Regions from separate parts of the Mus musculus genome. Here region 1 is linked to region 2. The links are chromatin loops, found by intact Hi-C in ENCODE. Cell type or tissue: heart. All regions are shown on one strand. Links, peaks and the distances in the headings refer to the core of each region. The heading gives the core; the rest is flanking DNA.

Region 1 (5,367 bases), core at 104-5,103, 65 kb before region 2:
CTAGCTCAGCCTGCCCAACCCAGCTTGCCTCTCCCCACAGCCAACTCTATGAGGTCTGTGACCCCTTTGCTCCAGAGGTTCTGCCCACAGCCAGCTTGCCTTTAGTCAGGACAGTACCTCTCACCCTTCTGGCTTCCTCTGAAGAGGAAGTTCTTCTCATTGTCTAACTTGTATCCCTCGTCTACGGCCAGGAGGTTGGGGAGGCTTCCTAATGGGAGTATTTTTCCTTCTGGATGATGATGGGGGAGCAGAGAGGAGCGTGAGGGCTGAGTGGAGGCTTACACTGAGCTGCAGGGTCATTGTTGCCTCTCACTTATGTTTCCTTGACCCTGGAAAGGGAAACTGGGGTTTTGGGATGGAGAGTAGAGATTTGCCGGATGACAGGCGAATCCCGCCCCAATAACAACAACACAACAACAACAACAACAACAACAACAACGATGATGACGACAACAACCAAATGAATCAGAAAGGAACATGAACTTGTGGGAGGGAGAAGGTTGTTTTTAGACACTGGGGAGGGACAGGCCTCTACTTTGTCCCCAGCATTATCCCCTGAGGCCTCTGGCTTCATGACTCCCTGGTTGGCTGGCTTTTAGCTTTCCAGAGCTATTAGGCATGTAGAGGTGTGGGCATAAGCCAGCTGGGAAAGGAATGGTGGGGGTGGCGGGGATGCCAGCCTTATACATAGCCTGTGCCGCCTCCGTGGATGCCCTGTGCTGGCAGCTGGGGGCCCTAGGGTAGCTGGTTCTCTGCTTAGGCTGTGGCCCTTGGCCATCTGCCTTCTTGTCCTCACCTTTGTTTCCCTAGAGGAGTTGGAACTGTGAGGAGAGGGGACAGGGACAGTCCCCGGTCTTTCCTCCTGCAGGGCTTGCTAAGCTGTGTGTTCCCTGCCTTTTTAGGGCTTTGAGTTCCAGCTCAGGCCAGGGACTGGTGCAGAAGGGTGGATCCAGGGATCCGACCAGATGAGGGCCACAGGAGGCCTTCTGTGAGCTCACCACTCTCTGCCATTGGAAGCTTCCTCCAGGGACCTTCTTTGCCTTCTCTTGGAATGAATGTGGGCCTCATTGGCTGCAAATGTTTCTCGCTCCCCCGTGTCTGCTGTCATCTGGCTGCACTGGCACTCCCTGACTGTTCAGTGTGAGGCTTTTGGTGCCAACTGAGGCTGGAGGACTGAGGGTTTGGGACAGGCCTGCTGAAGAGCTGTTAGCCTACACACAATGCTGCTTTTCCTCCGCAGTGTGGAGCAAGGCAGAGGGAGGGCATGAAGCCGGAGCCAGCCTGCTGGAGACCTACCATGGCAGCCATTCCTATCTACTAGCTGTGTGCTCTCAGCAAGTGATTAGGTTTCGCCTCAGTTTCCCCTCTAGAATGGAACAGTAGGCCTCATGGCACGGACATAGAGTTTAAATGAATTCATTGATTTAAAGTGCTTTGATGTATAGGATGTAGATCAGCTGGAGCAGGCTTGCATGGCATGCACACAACTCTGGGTTCTTTCCCCAGCACTGTGTAAATTGGGCATGGTGGTAGAAACCTTTAATCCCAACACTCGTGAGGCTACAGATCAGTGGTTCGAGATCATCTATGACTATAAAGTAAGTTCAAGGTTAGCTTGGGATACACAAAAGCCTGTCTCAAAAACAAACAAACAAACAAAAAAACAAACAAACAAACAAGCAAGCATCCAAAGCAGAGAAGCCAAAGGTAATCCTTGTCAGTGGGTGTCATTCATTCCGGAGCCTGCTGCCTCTTACTGGTCCTGTTCTCTTTCATCACAGTTGTGACTTCCCTATCCTGGATCGAGAGTGTAGGTCAGGCTTCCACAGGCTTCCTTTAGGGGCTGCTAATATCAGTGTTTTCCTTTCCCAACTTTGCTTCTGTCTGCAGTTAGGAGGCAGGCCTGGAGTTGAGGGGACCTCAGACTTGTCTCCCCAGGGAGCTGGAGCAGATATGTGTTTATGTCGGACTCTGAGAAAGTTGCCATCGCAAGTCCCTCTGGGATCCCTTCCCACCCTTCAGACAGCCACTGCCTGCGTTAGGACCTTCCAGGCCTGGCAAGGGCCTGGTCAGCCTCCCTCCAAACAGGCTATCCTTGACTGTAGCCATAGGAATGGCATTTATGTTTTAGAGTGACATTCCCAAGTAAACACTGAGCTGGCTTAGACCCTCCAGGGCTCCTTGAAGTCTACCTGGCATTTCTCTCTACAATCTAATTCAGTCCCTTGTTGGTAAGGGGTGGGGATAACCACCCAAGCCCTTTCTGTGTATACATAAGAGCCGAGAGCTTTGAAGATTGGTCAGTAGGTCTCCTGGCCACACTCCATTCCCTCTCAGGCCTCTACCCTCTTTGGGGTCCATGGCTTTCTAGTGACTCTGACATTCCTCCACCAAGGACCAGCCTCTTGGCCTGCTCTTTTACCCAGAGATCCCCACCCAGGAGGCTGAGGTTGTTCTGGGTCAGGGGTGACCACCGTTTCCGGACCCCTGGCCCGCCCAGTTGCAGCTGCAGAAAGCATTAAAGATTCTTTTGAAGGAAGTATGCTGTAGGCTGATCATGATGACTACTGGGAGGACTCTCACTGGCTTCCCTCCTCAGCCTGGCTCCCCTCTGCCCTTCTAGACTGTTGATCCTTGAGAGATGAGAAGTGGCCTTACCTTGAACACATCCTCCAGGAGGCCAGGCAATCAGCTGGCCCATAACCGCTCTTCAGGGAGTGAGCTGAGGTTCAGTGCCAGGGTTGGTGCTAGCAGGGGACAGAGCTATGTCTGAGGCTCTAGGGGAAGTACAAAGGGGTCTCCACCCTGGGGCCCTCTGACCCAAGGCTGTGCAGGAATGGTATTCTTCTTACCAACAGATCTCAGGCTGGCCTGGTTCTCTCTCCCGCACAGCTGAGTCCCTTCCCTCTCTGGGTCTCAGTATCCTTTCTTAGCAGTCAAAGGTTTGGAGCAGTGTAGTAGTGCTGGAGTAGTGCTGGAGGCTGCTAAAGTGAATCTACCAGTGGGGGTGTGGAGCTCCTTGGGTCCCTGGCTGTGAAACTTCACCTTGGGTTGACCTTGCTTCCCTCCTGCCCCGCCCCCACCTTTGGCAGTGGCTGGCAGGAAGTCCTGCCTGATTAGGGCCCTAATCACTGGCTGAGACTCCCAGATTCAGAGCTGGTGAAGCAGAGAGGGGCTGGGCTTAGGAGGGGGAGTATGAGACCAGGGCCCTGGCGGCCTGCCTGCCATCTGGGTCTGGAGGAGATGGGCTTCTGGCTTTGGCTCTCTGGGTCCAGTGATGCCTGTGAGCCTGCTGAGGAGGCCGGGAGCCAGGGCCAATCCAGCTGGGCCTGGGGGCCATTCTGATTTCACATTAACAGCCTTTTAGGGCATCCACTCTGTGCCAGGCAGGGTGCCAGATATGGGGCTGGAAAGGCCAGTGAGACACCTTCTAGTTGGAGACAAAGGGGAGTAGACAGTTCTACAAAAAACAAGGGAGGGATGGGATGGGATGCAGGAAGCCTGTTCCGTGAGCTGGTGGAGGAGTTGAGACCTCCGGGAGGAAGAACCTTTTGAGATGGGCTTTGAAGGTTGAGGAGGAGTTTTACAGAGGCATTTGTTCAGGTATGGGACAGGCGTGCATGTAAGGATGGGTAATGTAGGGACTCTGTCTTTCTGCTACTTACACCCCATGTGACATTGGCCTGGCCTCAGTGTCCCACTGAGTCTGTAAGATGAGGTCCACATTCCAGCATAGCCTTGTGTGCTGTGGGGGAGTTAAAACAAATTCTGTGTGCAAAGTGCTTGGTACAGTAAATGAGGCTTAGCGAGGAAACCTGTGACAAAGAGTGGTTTTGGAGAGAGCCCAGAGGCCTTGCTTGGGTGTCAAGGGTGAGAGATCTCCTGGGCCAAGTCAAAGTTGGGAGTAGCAGAGGGATTTTTACCTAGGAGAGACAGGATGAGGTTTTGGTATAGGAAGGGGTTGGACAGGGGACTTCTGGGGATAAACTCCATCCAGGACCTGTGTTCCTGGAGTCTGGCACCTGTGCCCTTAACCCCTGGGACTGGGAAACCTTCTTGGTGTTAATGTGCCCTCTCCCACCCACCGAACTTTCTTCCTGTGCTCTGAGACCAGAGCCTGCTGACTGTGGGATCCCTCCCCACACAAGGCTTCTTAATAAGCCGTGATGGTGGAGGTGGAGTGAGGGGGCAGGCAGCTCACATATCGAAGGTGCCAAGAGGCTCTTTAAGGGAGTATCTTTTACTGTGGGTCCCAGAATACTGTAGACCCACTGTGTGTTGGTTGAATAAATGGTCAAAGGTATCCCTTAGTCTGGAGGAGCCTGTCCACTGGAAGTCAGCAGTGCCCAGCCTGACTTTAGGTGGCTGGTGAGTGTGGGGACAGGGGCCATCTGTTTAAAGCCAGGAGGAATGTTGAGAGTCTCAAAGGCTTGGTGCCAGCACATCACAAGTGCTCAGGTTACTGTATGTTGAGGGAGGAGAGGACATCTCAGGAACCCTCGATTCTTGGACTGAGGGTTATAATAAGGTGGTGTGGCCTTGAGGTTAAGTCACAGGCTTTGCAGCCCCACTGTGCAGGTTTGAATCCCGACTCTACCTCTGACAGGCAGAGGCAACCTCTGGACAACAGCTTACTCAACACACCAGCCAGCGCTTTCCTTGTGTTATCTGTGCTATGAACTTGGGACTAGAAAAGTGGGGCTGGTCTGATAACCAGAGGTCCTGTCTCTGTCTCCTACCTCTGGTACTAGCTTGAGCACCAATTCTCTTAGTGACTGGCCTGGCTACAGCATCTCTAACCTGCCTCTTCTCCTTCTGAGTTGCTACCCTGCTCACTGTGGAGACTACGGCAGCTCTGTGATGAGGAGAGAGTAGATTTAGGGAGATTGTCCCTATCTGAGTCAGGGGAGGTGATGTTGCTGAGTGATGTGGAACAGCTCAGGGTGTTGGGAGGCGGTTGCCTTCTTTGACATTGTAGCTTTGGGCAGTTGTCTGTCTGTCCTTTCCTGGGCATCATCAGCCTTACCCGTGGAATGAGAGACTGGGTTTAGCAGAGTTCTCTCTTTTAGCCATGGAGCTTCCTGCATGTAGGCTCCCGTTCTTGTGCCTGGGAAGATCTGTCTTGTTGAGCTCAGGCTTTCAAGGATCGTCCAGCATCCGCTGGGATGTTGGCAGAGGTGCTGGGAAGCTCCCTTCTGGGTTGGGCTGCTCTGTGTCTGGGGACAGTGACCATTCCTCTAAGGCATCTGTTTCTTGGAACAGAGCAGAGGGAAGCAGCTGTTAGTGGGAGCAGGCCAAAGTCTGGCGTGTCCCTGTGACTCAGGTGGGGATGCTCTGGCTAGAGGGAGGGGAGCCATGGATCTTCTG
Region 2 (5,367 bases), core at 129-5,128:
TCTGTTCACTCATCACAGGAGGGAACTGCCTGGTTTAAAAGGGAATACAAACCATCTGTGTCTGCTGCTAGCCTACACTGACCCCTCCACACAGGTTGTATACCAAGTCCCCGGATTACTGTGTAGAGAACTCCACGGACCATTCCACACAGCCCTGCCTAATGGGCTGAAACCCGTGGACTTGCAGCCCTTACAGTGAAAGCTTAATTCTGAAGGCACACAGCTTCTCGGGCCCCTGGTATGTCAGGGATGCCAAGAGGCTGTGTCATTTTGCATGAAGCATTGAGATTGGCCCACTCATGAAGCTGGGTCCTTATGTGACTGTGGGCTGCCCAGAGTTAGTGCTATGTGGTTTTTGTCAAGCTCATAGCCCTCCTGGGGATGCATGCAGTTCCCAGGGAGCCCCTTCAAGGCACCTCAATACTGGCCTAGTCACTGGTGTATGGGTGGGTGGTTCTGAGATGTCACATGGTCTCATCCGTCTTCTTCACTTGCCATTGGTGCCTCTGAGCCCTGTCTGCGTGCCTCCCTGTCTGCTTTCTGCTGCTTCTTTGTCTTGGAGAGCAGAAAGAGCATGTGGCCAAGGCCATCTTGAGCTAGTGCCTAGCTGTTACATTGGGCTGGCAGTATGGAGGCCATTGAAAGACACCTGGTCAGGCACAGACCCTTGGTGAATGGCTACAGGCATTGATTCAGTCTCCTTTGCACCCCGAACTCATCTGTCCTTCTCTGCCGTCTCCTTCCCGGATGAGGAGGCTTCTGGAGCACATCTGTGCTGAGAGCCGTGAGGTGAGGAGAGGCAGGAGGGCTACGAACAGATGTCCCTCTACCCCTTATCCGTCCGATGCATATATCTACTGGGAGCTGACAGTCCCCCTCCTGCATAATCTTATCCTATTCCCAGGGAACATATCCCCAGACTGGCTCTGCCTGCTGCCTTCCTGGAATAGGTATGGAGACCCCCAAAAGGCTGACTCTCCAAAGCCTGTCCTACCCCTGTAGCCCTGAGCTGCACTTCTTCAGGTCTTTTGGGCTACTGTGGGGGGGGGGGTAGGGTCCTAGGGCATTCTGAGAGTATGTTTCTATCACACACACACACACACACACATACACACACACACACACACACACACACACACACACACACACACACACAGAGCCTCGGTGCGCAGTCAGCTCAGGCAGCAAGCCCTCCTCCTTTCTTTCTCAGTGTCCTTCCCTCTCCCCCTTCCCTTCTCCCCCTGCACCTTCAGCACCTTGCTGCCATGTCTGTCATGGGGTGGGGGGTGCTTCTTCCTGCCCCCACCCTTCTGACTATGCCTGCTGCCTCCTTGATGATCCTGGGTTCGCTCTAGAACAAGACATTTTAGAGCTCCAAGCTTTCCTCTGTGTATTTTGCCACAGTGGAAACTAAACCAGCCAAGCTCATGCAGTAGGCAGCTAAATTGGAGTCGTCTGTTGGGAACTCAGCTTCTTCCACCCTGTACTCTCTTTCCTCTGTCTAGCTCAAGTCTACCTGCTATATGCCAATGGCATTTCTTCCCGCTATAACCCACCATGCTTCTGGCTACATATTCCCTGGGTGACAACCTTACCTGGTGCTGCATGTGCCCCTGCCCCACTCGCTCACAGACTATGAAGTAGCTCTCCTAGGGACAGTGTTCTGTTTTAGTCCTAACCCCAAGACTAAGTCAAAACACTCAATCATTTTGTCCTTTAAGAACAAGGGTCAAGGGGTTGAGAAGATGGCTTAGTTGGCAAAGCGCTTTCCTTATAAGCACGAAGACCCCAGTTCTATTCCCATGTGCAAAACCAGGGGTGGTTCGTAGGTGTTTGTAATCCCAGTGATGGAGAGGCAGGCATAGGAGGATCGCTGGGGCTCAATGACCTCCCGTCCTCCTTAACTTACTTGGTGAATTCCAGGCCGGTGAGGGACCTTGCCTCAAAAGAAAAAGGGAGATAGTGCCTGAGGAAAGGCCTCTGAGATTGACCTCTCACCTCTACACACTCACAGGCACACAGGTACATGCTCACTCTCCCAAAGGCACACATGCGCGCACAGAGAGAAAGAGAAGAGGCATTAACATTGAACAAGAGCCAATTGTTCAATTGTTCAGGCCTGGGGAGATGCTTCTACACCTGTTAGTGGCTAGAGAGAAGGGAGGGTTAGGACAGCAACAGGAAACAACAGTGAGAAGGGACCCAGCCTATCAAAGTTGTGGCCATGGTAACCTGAGCTCCCTCCCCCAGATCCAGACTCGGCTGGGCCAAGGCTGCCCTGGGAAGGATGAAGTAATCAGACTACAAACTAAAGCTGCTTCTCTAGTGAGGTGTGGCCCTCTAGTGTCCCACCCTCTTTATAGTGTTAGACCAGCTGGAGGAGCTGTGGTTCTTGTGTGTGTATGGGGGGAGGTGCTTCTAGGACCCTCCAGCCACCTCCCTCTGTTCGTGTGTCCCGGATCTGGCAGCTGGGGTGACTTCCTTCCGGGAGTCAGTGGCTGAGTTGTGATGTTGGCTCTGGCTCTAACCATCTGTGGGGACCTCTGCTTCCCAGAGTTGGATGGATGGGATCGGGTGGACCAGCCACTGAACTCAGGATGTCCCCTGGGCTGTAATTCTAGGAAATGGCCTGGGATAGCTGCCCACAGTGGCAGCAAATCTGGGGACTCGATGAATCCTGGGTACTTGGAGGCAGCCAAAGGTCTCTAGGTCTATCTTCCTGTCTCTAGAATCTAGAACGTATGGATAAAGCTACCATGCTCAGGGCTGCTTCGTGGTTGCAGGGAATGCTGGCTGCTTCAGAGGTCAGAGCAGAGTTGTACTGAGTAGCTTCACTGTCTCAGGGACATCACACTCTCCAGGGGCTGGGTCATTTCGTGAGACTCTTGTCTTTGCTGCATGCCTAGCAGATGATGGGTTGGCCTAGGCAATGGGGTTAGGTGGACTCTGAGGCTGTGTGATTAAAAAGTGTGGCTTCCAAACTGTACAAGGTAGCATACTTCTCATGTGGGCTGCTGTAGACCCTCCTCCTGAGAGTGACAAGGAGCCCTGGGAGCAGATCCTGTGACACAGATAAGCTGGTGAGGGAGGACTGACCAGGGGGCTCAGAGGACATTGCACAACCTGGATACCACTAGGGCTCTCATGGGGGACATTGGCTTGTTCTGGGATACTCAAAGAACACCATAAAGTCACTTGAGAGATGATGCGAATGGGAGCTAAGAGTACCTGTTTCTGTTTCTTAGAGATAAGATGGGCTTTCGTGGGGGATGGTAAGATCATAGTAGGAAGCTTTTGATTTCACGAGGAGCATCACTGGGCAAACCTGGCTGTGCCCATAAGGGCATTTTAAAATTCAGATTCTCAAGCCACTGAGAGTTCTGTCTTCTGCGGGGAAGGTGGCGTCTGAAGTCAGGGTCTCCCTCCCTCTGTCCTTACCTTGTTTCTGTCCCCTGGCTTTTTTTTTTCTTTAACAGAGGACCTTACTATATAGCCCAGAGTAGGCCTGAACTTGCTTCAGTCCTGTGTTAGCCTCCCAAGCGAAGGCTGTCCATCCAGTCAGAGTCTTTAGGGGATTCTTCAGGGGCTTCTATTGCTTTCTGAAGGCCATTTGGTTAGGGTCATGCTTTGCACTTGTTCTTGTACCTACTGTTTCCATGGCACTGGACATGGGCTAAGATACTTTATAAACTGACTCCAGGAGTATGTATATTGTGATATATACATATATATATATATATGTGTGTGTGTGTGTGTATATATATATATTAACCAGGCACATGGTATGGTGGTGCACATCTCTCATCCAAGCCCTTAGGAGGCAGAGGCAGGAGGATCAGGAATTCAAGGCCATCACCTAGTGAGTTCAAGACCAGCCTGGGCTACATAAGATCTGTTATCAAAAGATTTTTTTTAAATCAAAGGAAAAGAAAAATGTGTATAATTCACATAGCAAGTCTGTGATCTCATGGGGTTTGGTGCTCAGGACTGGTTTAAGTTAAATTTATTTTAGTAATTCACAAAATACTACAGATGGTGTTCAGATGGGCAGATGAAATCAAATTGGGCTACTGCGGTGGTGGCTGGGTGGGGACAGAGATGTCGATGGGGGCTCCTTAACCCTTTCAGGAGCCTGGGCTTTGTTGGTTAGTTCTAGGAGGTTCTGTGGTGACAAGAGGGCCTTTGCTGTAGGTCCTGTAGACTATGATCTCCACCAATTTGGAAATTCAAGATATGGGGTACATTTTATAGCCCCCTCCCTATCATTAACAAGTTGTTAAAGTCTAAGGACCAAGGCTATAGCTTGAGGAGAGTGTGTGGCCTAGCATGTCCAAGGCCTAGCATGCCCAAGGCTCTGGGTTTGGTTTCTAGTCTGCAAAAACAAATGCTGGCATGTGACACCGGCTGCCTGTCTTGCTTGCCCAGCCGTGTCATCAGTGAAGGCAGGGCAGGGGACCTACTACTGGGCCTCAAGTCACAGATTTTTGTTCCTCCCTTTATATTTCCTCGATATTCTTAGGGAGCAGATGGCAATGGGAGGCAGGAACCGAGCTAGTAAGTAATGGCTCTGGACAGTGGGAGCTGGAGAGACAGGTGGTCTTCCTCAGTCAGGTGCTCTCCCTCCTCAGCTGCAAGGACAGATACAAAGTTGCTACAGCCTTGGGCAATGGAAGGACCTAAGTGTCACAAAGGAACCGGGGCCAAAGGAGGGGATAGGAGGAATCTTCCAGAAGAGAAACTAAGTCCCCACTGGCTTAGGAATTATGTTGGAAGTTTCAGTTGCCATCCCAATAAGTCACAAACATAGAAGGACCTGTTGTCCTGAGGCCATCCTCTGGGATTTCACCTTTTAGAGCAAGCCAGGCGTGTGCTGGGAACTTCCAGGCACCTGTCTGTGTGTTGCTGAGTGGTTGGCCACACATCTGGTTGGCTGAGGATGACAGTGGGCATCCTGAAAAAGTGGGACCCTCGGAAAAGTGGTCCCGACACTTGTGACCACCACAGAGGGCAACCAAAGACACTAATAGCCATGCAGGCAGTTGCAGGCGGTTGCAGGCACTCCCGTCAGACACCCACAGGCTTTCTGGGCAGCCTCACTCAGTCTGTGTCAAGGTTGCTGGGCCAGAAGCCAAAGCTGTTGGGACTTGTGTTCCCCTCCCAGAGTTCTGTCCAGGGGCACCCCAGCCTGCTCTGAGACATATGGAGCCTTTTCGTTTTCTTCTTCTAAGTCACGGAAGTGTCCTGGTTCCTAGACTCTGCTTGGAGGTGGTGGGAGAAGGGGTGGGGAAGAGAGGGGAAGGGAAAAAAAAAACCTTTCCACCTTACTGGCGGCAGCTGGAGAGTTGTTGTCGGCTGCTCTGCCTGCCG

Evidence for each region. Peaks named below come from ENCODE experiments on the same cell type or tissue, not always from the same donor. Only the 100,000 strongest peaks of a DNase experiment are listed, where the experiment ranks them.
Region 1: it touches region 2 in a loop (2.7-fold over the local background); 1 of 42 quality-filtered maps calls a loop at or near these places.

The regions. Positions count from the first base shown.
Region 1 is chr1:74,028,961-74,034,327 of GRCm38, reverse strand. The region is part of intron 3 of Tns1 (tensin 1); the gene reads left to right. It overlaps Gm39664 (a long non-coding RNA gene), which reads right to left and starts at 3,237. Exons shown (of 3, transcript XR_003948683.1): 1 at 2,853-3,237; 2 at 2,659-2,747; 3 at 1,401-1,797. In heart, for the core only: no CTCF peak of the experiment used is centred there; DNase peaks (open chromatin) are centred at 667, 1,207, 2,487, 3,137 and 1 weaker place; H3K4me3 peaks cover 768 bases; H3K27ac peaks cover 4,778 bases.
Region 2 is chr1:73,963,636-73,969,002 of GRCm38, reverse strand. All of the region lies in intron 18 of Tns1 (tensin 1), which reads left to right. Among named protein-coding and RNA genes, the nearest start is that of Gm39664, 65 kb to the left of the region's middle. In heart, for the core only: a CTCF peak has its summit at 2,374 (motif pointing left); DNase peaks (open chromatin) are centred at 1,927, 2,502, 4,572 and 5,112; H3K4me3 peaks cover 76 bases; H3K27ac peaks cover 3,840 bases.